Linked DNA regions of Homo sapiens: region 1 is linked to region 2. A link is a loop called in an ENCODE intact Hi-C map of the cell type or tissue named here. Cell type or tissue: endothelial cell of umbilical vein. All regions are shown on one strand. Links, peaks and the distances in the headings refer to the core of each region. The heading gives the core; the rest is flanking DNA. Region 1 has its middle 120 kb from the start of RGS21. Region 2 has its middle 57 kb from the start of RGS21.

Evidence for each region. Peaks named below come from ENCODE experiments on the same cell type or tissue, not always from the same donor. Only the 100,000 strongest peaks of a DNase experiment are listed, where the experiment ranks them.
Region 1: a loop joins it to region 2, with 3.0 times the contacts of the local background. A loop is called at or near these places in 1 of 110 quality-filtered maps.

Annotation. Positions count from the first base shown.
Region 1 is chr1:192,438,344-192,441,276 of GRCh38, forward strand. No RefSeq gene overlaps it. Among named protein-coding and RNA genes, the nearest start is that of RGS21, 120 kb to the left of the region's middle. In endothelial cell of umbilical vein, for the core only: no CTCF peak of the experiment used is centred there; a DNase peak (open chromatin) is centred at 1,208; H3K27ac peaks cover 720 bases.
Region 2 is chr1:192,258,742-192,261,674 of GRCh38, forward strand. No RefSeq gene overlaps it. Among named protein-coding and RNA genes, the nearest start is that of RGS21, 57 kb to the right of the region's middle. In endothelial cell of umbilical vein, for the core only: no CTCF peak of the experiment used is centred there; a DNase peak (open chromatin) is centred at 1,550; H3K27ac peaks cover 1,524 bases.

The DNA of each region.
Region 1 (2,933 bases), core at 100-2,599, 180 kb after region 2:
CCTTAGAATATAAATCCTGCATTCCAAAGAAGGTAGATTTGTTCTTTAGCCCTCTGGTAGTATTCTATTATTTCTAAATATTTACTCATTGAGTAAACTTTTATTGAGTAACTTATATACCAGACATGAGTAGCCATACAGCTATTGTGTGTAGTCCCATAAAGCAGAAATTGTTATTGTGATTTTAGTGCAATATGATTCTCCCCGGACCTCACCAGCTTATGGGGGCTGTATCAGTCAAGATTCTCCAGAAGAATAGAATTAATAGAATATGCATAAATATATCCAAAGAGATTTATTATGAGGAATTGGCTCACCGGATTATGGAGGCTGAGAAGTTCCACCATTTGTTAACTGCAAGCTGGAGACCCAGGAAAGCTGGTGGTGTAGCTCCAGTTCAAGCCCAAATGCTTAAGAACCAGGAACACCAATGCCCAAAGGCAGGAGGAGGTTGCTATCCCAGAACAGAGAAAGCCTGTATTTGCCGTTTCTCTGCCTATTTTTCTACACAGGCCCTCAAAAGATTGGAGGATGCCTGCCAACATTGGTATGGGTAGATTTTTCACTCAGCACATCAATTCATATGCTAATCTCTCCTGAAAACACCCTCATAGACACACCCAGAAATAATGTTTCACCACGTGTCTGGGTATTCCTTAGCCCAGTCAAGTTGTCAAATAAAATTAACCATCACAGGAACAAACAAAGTCATATAAACAATATTAGCTCAAATTCTCATGCTCTTGTTAACACTTACATCACAGGATCCGAAATAATTGCCAAGGCTTCTTTTTCAAAATATTTTTGAGAGTTCTGAAGGTTATACTCAAAGAGAAGCTCTGAGATGCTGCTTTACTCTTTCTCATGGGGCAGCAAAATCTGCATCTGGGCTCTTCAAATGTCAAAGCTGTAGAGTGGGCTCTGGTAAAATGGGCCAATATTTCTCAACCCCTTTTGTGTAAGAAATCCCAAGGCAATGTTGCTTTTCTATCAAGATTTTAAAATGTCTTTAGTAAAAAAAGTGGTTAAGTCTTTGTTTACTTTTCCTTCTAGTCCCAGACACAAGCAATTAGCCTTGAGTGAACTCATATGCCAGCCACCACTCTGAACTCAGGACCACTGCTTTCCACAACGACCAAGGCTTTGTTGGGAAGTACAGCCCATCATGACTGGCTTTGTCTCTGCTTATTAGGACCATCTAGGGGATTTCAGAGTTCCCCGCTCAATGAAACACCTAGTGATTCATTCATGATTCACCCCCATCAGTTCTCCACTCATGTTTACACAGTCTGAATCCCAGTTTAGATTGTGTTGTAGTCCAACTACATTAGTTATTCTGCTTGTGGTGGTGAATTTTAGGGGTCAGCTTGATTAACGAATGCTCACATAGCTGCTAAGGCATTATTCCTGGGTTGTCTATGAGGGTGTTTCCAGAAGAGACTGGCATTTACATCAGTGGACTAAGTGGTGAAGATTCACCCTCAATGCGGGTGGACAGCAACCAATCAGCTGAGGTCCCAGATGGAACAAAAAGGCAAGGGAAAGGCAAATAATGTTTTCTCTGGCTGTTAAGAGAAATCCACAGAGGTAAAGCACCGCATTCGTTGGAAAGCTCAGTAAATAGCAGTATTTACACAGTTCTTCATATAAGCTTTTAAAAAGCAGGTCACATAGCCAGACTACCCATCTAAATTTCATGATACATATAATTCAGAATTGTTACTACCCTTGGTTTAGAAGATTGCTAAATTATTTTCTTGATCTTATTTTTAAGCATGAAGAATCAATCCACACTTGGCCAAGTATTTTTATATTAAACATATTTATAAGACCATAACATTTATAATTTTATAATATTGCCTACGCTTGGTCTCAATTTGTCTTACAGATGAAATCACTACTTCCCTGTGTTTGTTAAAAAATAACTTATAAAATCATATTTTTAAAATACATAACAATAGTTCCCAAATGATGCAAATCATTTTCATTTTTAATAATAATATATTTAAATGAAGATACAAATTGAGTCGGATTCTCCTGGAATTTAAATTCATAAGTTATTTAACTAGAAAAGTTGCATCAATAAGCACAAAACATTTAATAAAGGACCAATAGCCTGTCAAGACTCTTAGGAAAGCAAAATAACATGAAATAAACTTAGAATACTAAAAAAACCTAACTTGTGGAAAAAATACATATTGTTTTTGATGGGTATTATTTTTGATAAATATAGATGACAAAGTTTATTTCATTTGAATATAAACATATAATTATATTTTGGATGTTATTAATTTACTCATTGATTTGACCAATATTTCCTGAGTCCCTGAGAAAGGCATCGTGCTAGGATCTGGGAGAGATTAAGTTAAATAAAAAAAGATGAAAATCCTACTTGCTTTCTGGTAAGGGAATGAACAAGAAACAAAATAATTAAAATAAATGTCAGATGGTGAAAAAGCACTGTGGGAAAAATAAAGCAGAGAGGGATGATGTAGAATGCTGGAGTAGTTATGATTTAAGTAGAATGATCAGGATGGACTCATTGAAAAGGCAACATTTGTACAATGGCCTGAAGATGAGAGAGCCAGTCTTGGGACTACCTGGAAGAAGAGAAATTCAGGATGAGGAAAGAGCAATTGCAATAGCCCCGAAGCAGGAGCATGCTTGGTAAAAGGTCAGTGTAGATACGCTGAAGAATGGGGAAGAAAACCAAGAAGAAAGTCATATGGGGATGTGTGTGGTGGAGGACAAGGTGTGGATTTCTCGGGCATTTTAGGCCATTGTAAGAACTTTGACTTGAGGTCTGAGTTAGATAGAAAAAGACACTGAGCAAGATAGGAGGGTTTTAAAGAAGTAACATGAACTGGTTTATATTTTTTAAAAATCATTCTGACCACTTCATTGAAAATAGAATGCAGGAAGAAAAGGCAGAA
Region 2 (2,933 bases), core at 342-2,841:
TCCAATTCTATGCTAAAGCCTTTCTACTACACAGTTAGACCAACTTATCAATTACAGAAGTTTCATCTAGGCAGATAAAACTCTCAATGTATTCTAAAATTTCAACAGGGCCTTGAAAATTAGAATAATTCTTAAGTCTCAATAGTTCTAAGTCCCCAGAACTGAACATTATAGAAATCTGTAAGTGAAGATTGCCAGTCACATAAGATCATGATTTATTCTTTCATGCATTCATAAATGCAATAAAAGATTTGCTGAAAGCTAACTACATGCTAGGTGACATAAGACAAATATCATTTAATATCTTCAAGACACTTAATATAGGTTTGTGTATATTTATAAACTAATAAGGGTAATAAGTATCATGATTGCTTTAATAAAAATCTGATTAAGGTAATAGAGTATAAAGAGAATCCTAAACAATTCACGGGGTGGCAAATGAGAGGACACAAACAGAAAAAAAGCTACTGAACGTAGACACATAAACATATATTGATCTTACCCATTTGGGTAAACACAGGATTATACTGCAGCTGGAGAGGAATTTAAGAGAGAGAACAGCAGGTAGGAGAAAGGTTTCATATGCTGTAGCATGCCTAATGGCAATGAGAGCAAGTAATAAACTTTGAGCTGGTTATTGAAAATATCAGTATTGAATTTAGGATAATTACATTAGCAATAGTATAAGTGATGAATTGGAATTGGAGACAGAGGGGATTGAAGGTAAGACTGTAATCAGAGAAACCAGTTTGGAGAGCAATTTAGAAATATTCAGAGACAATTAACTGACCTCATTAAGAGTTTAAGAAAGCAAGAACAACTGGACTTAGTAGTCCCATGTTTGCGGGCGAGAGAATGAAGAGGAGGTATATTAAAAATATGTAATTTAGAAAACTTGATAAGAAATAATATTAGTTGTTGAATAGCAGAAATAACCTTTTAGTTTTAGTCCCAGATTTCATTAATTCAGCTAAGGCCTTTTATTATCAAGCACTGTACTAGGTGTTGGAGATAAAAAGATGAATAAACAAGTCCAAACCCAGCCATTAAGGAATTGAACATGTAAACATAAAACAAATATGAAAACAACTAAATGAAACACTGTACAAGCATTTTAGTGGAATAACCACATTGCACAATACAAACACATAGAGGAAAGGGGAAAGAGGAGGAAGTAAATGCAGGCAGGTTTAAACTGAGGGAGGTAAGCAGACCCAAATGAGATGAAGAGGTATGAGTTATATTATAGAAATTCTTACATTATAATGTTAAAAAAATTGGACTCTAACCTGTAATTATATATCCATGGGAGAGTTTTAAGCATGCCAGGATATGAATATTAGAAAGATTAATTAAAATATTATTTGAGTGGTGTGTTTGTTAGGCCATTTTTGTACTGTTATAAAGAAATACCTAAGGCTGAGTAATTTATAAGATAAGATGTTTAATTGGCTTACAGTTTTGTAGGCTTTACAGGAAGCATGGTGCTGGCATCTGCTTCTGGTGAGGGCCTCAGGAAACTTACTCATGGCAGAAGGTGATAAGAGAGAAAAGGGCAAGGTGACATACTTTTTTAAACAACCATGTCTCATGAGAACTCACTCACTATTGCTAGGACAGCACTAAGGGGATGGTGTTAAACGATTCATGAGAAATCTACCCCAGTGAATCCAATCACTGCCCAACAGGCCCTAGCACCAACACTGGGGGTTACTTCTCAACATGAGATTTGAAGAAGACATCCAAAATATATCAGGTGAAATTATAGAAAACATAATTTCAAGAAAATTGAAGGGTAAGCATGACATAGGAGGCTACCACAATTTTGAGTCAAATATCTGAATTAAACAAATGGCTGGAGGGAAAAGAAATAGAGATGAGATAGGGGGCAGTGGTTCAGAAAATATAATTGATTCGTTACACATTGTAAGGGAAAGCATCCTATTGGATAAGCCATCCTACTGGATAAAGGATTCTATTGGATAAAGTTTATGATTATAGGACTGTTTTGATGGTCGTATGGTCAACTAGAATAAGGAATTCTAAAGAAGAAAAGGTTATTAGGTTAATTTGTGGTCAGTACAGTGAAAATATAATTCAATTTCTTTCCATGCCTGTGCCTATTCATTGAAATGTAACTTTCCGTAGTCCATTAAGTGGGCAGGATAATCGACATCCTAACTATAAATAATTGGACAAAATCTACAATCCTGACCAGAGATGGATTAGTCATAATCCTTTCCCTGAAATTGTAAGAAGAAGACAACTGCCTTTGATTGACTAAACTGGGCTTGAAACAATTCTACTCCTAGATATGTTCCTAACCAAAATTCATGCACATGGGCACCAAAAGGCATGTACTAGTGTCAATTCCAGTATTAGCTGTAATAGCTTCAAACAAGAAATAACCCATCGAATATTCATCCAAAGTCAAATGATGACTGTATTGTAAATTCCTCACACAAGGGAATAATATGCAGCCTTAAAGAACTACAGCTAAATCTAGCAATATTGATCAATCTCAAAGACACTTTGTTGGTTTAGTAAACCAACCTAAATCAATTTATAAATTCCAAGAAATCCAATTCAAAACTTTAATTGTGTTTTTGAGTGATTTAGTTTAAAATGTATATGGCATAAAAATGTATTCAAACATATAAGTTAACCTACAAGAAAGAAAGAGATGCTATTATTATATTAAGTTATAGCAGTCATTAATGCTGTTTACTGAACATTTATTTTCATGCTGTGATCACATGTTAGGATGTAACTTCCTGGATTTTTGTTTTGGATGATAAATTATAAGCCAAACTTAGATATGTCACTTCTGGACTGAAGCATTCATTTAATTATCAGCATGAAAACTTCTAGTCTGTTCTTCCCTCTGGCTTGTGAATGGCCTCACACAGTTTCAGGTTTCAGTAAAAACCACT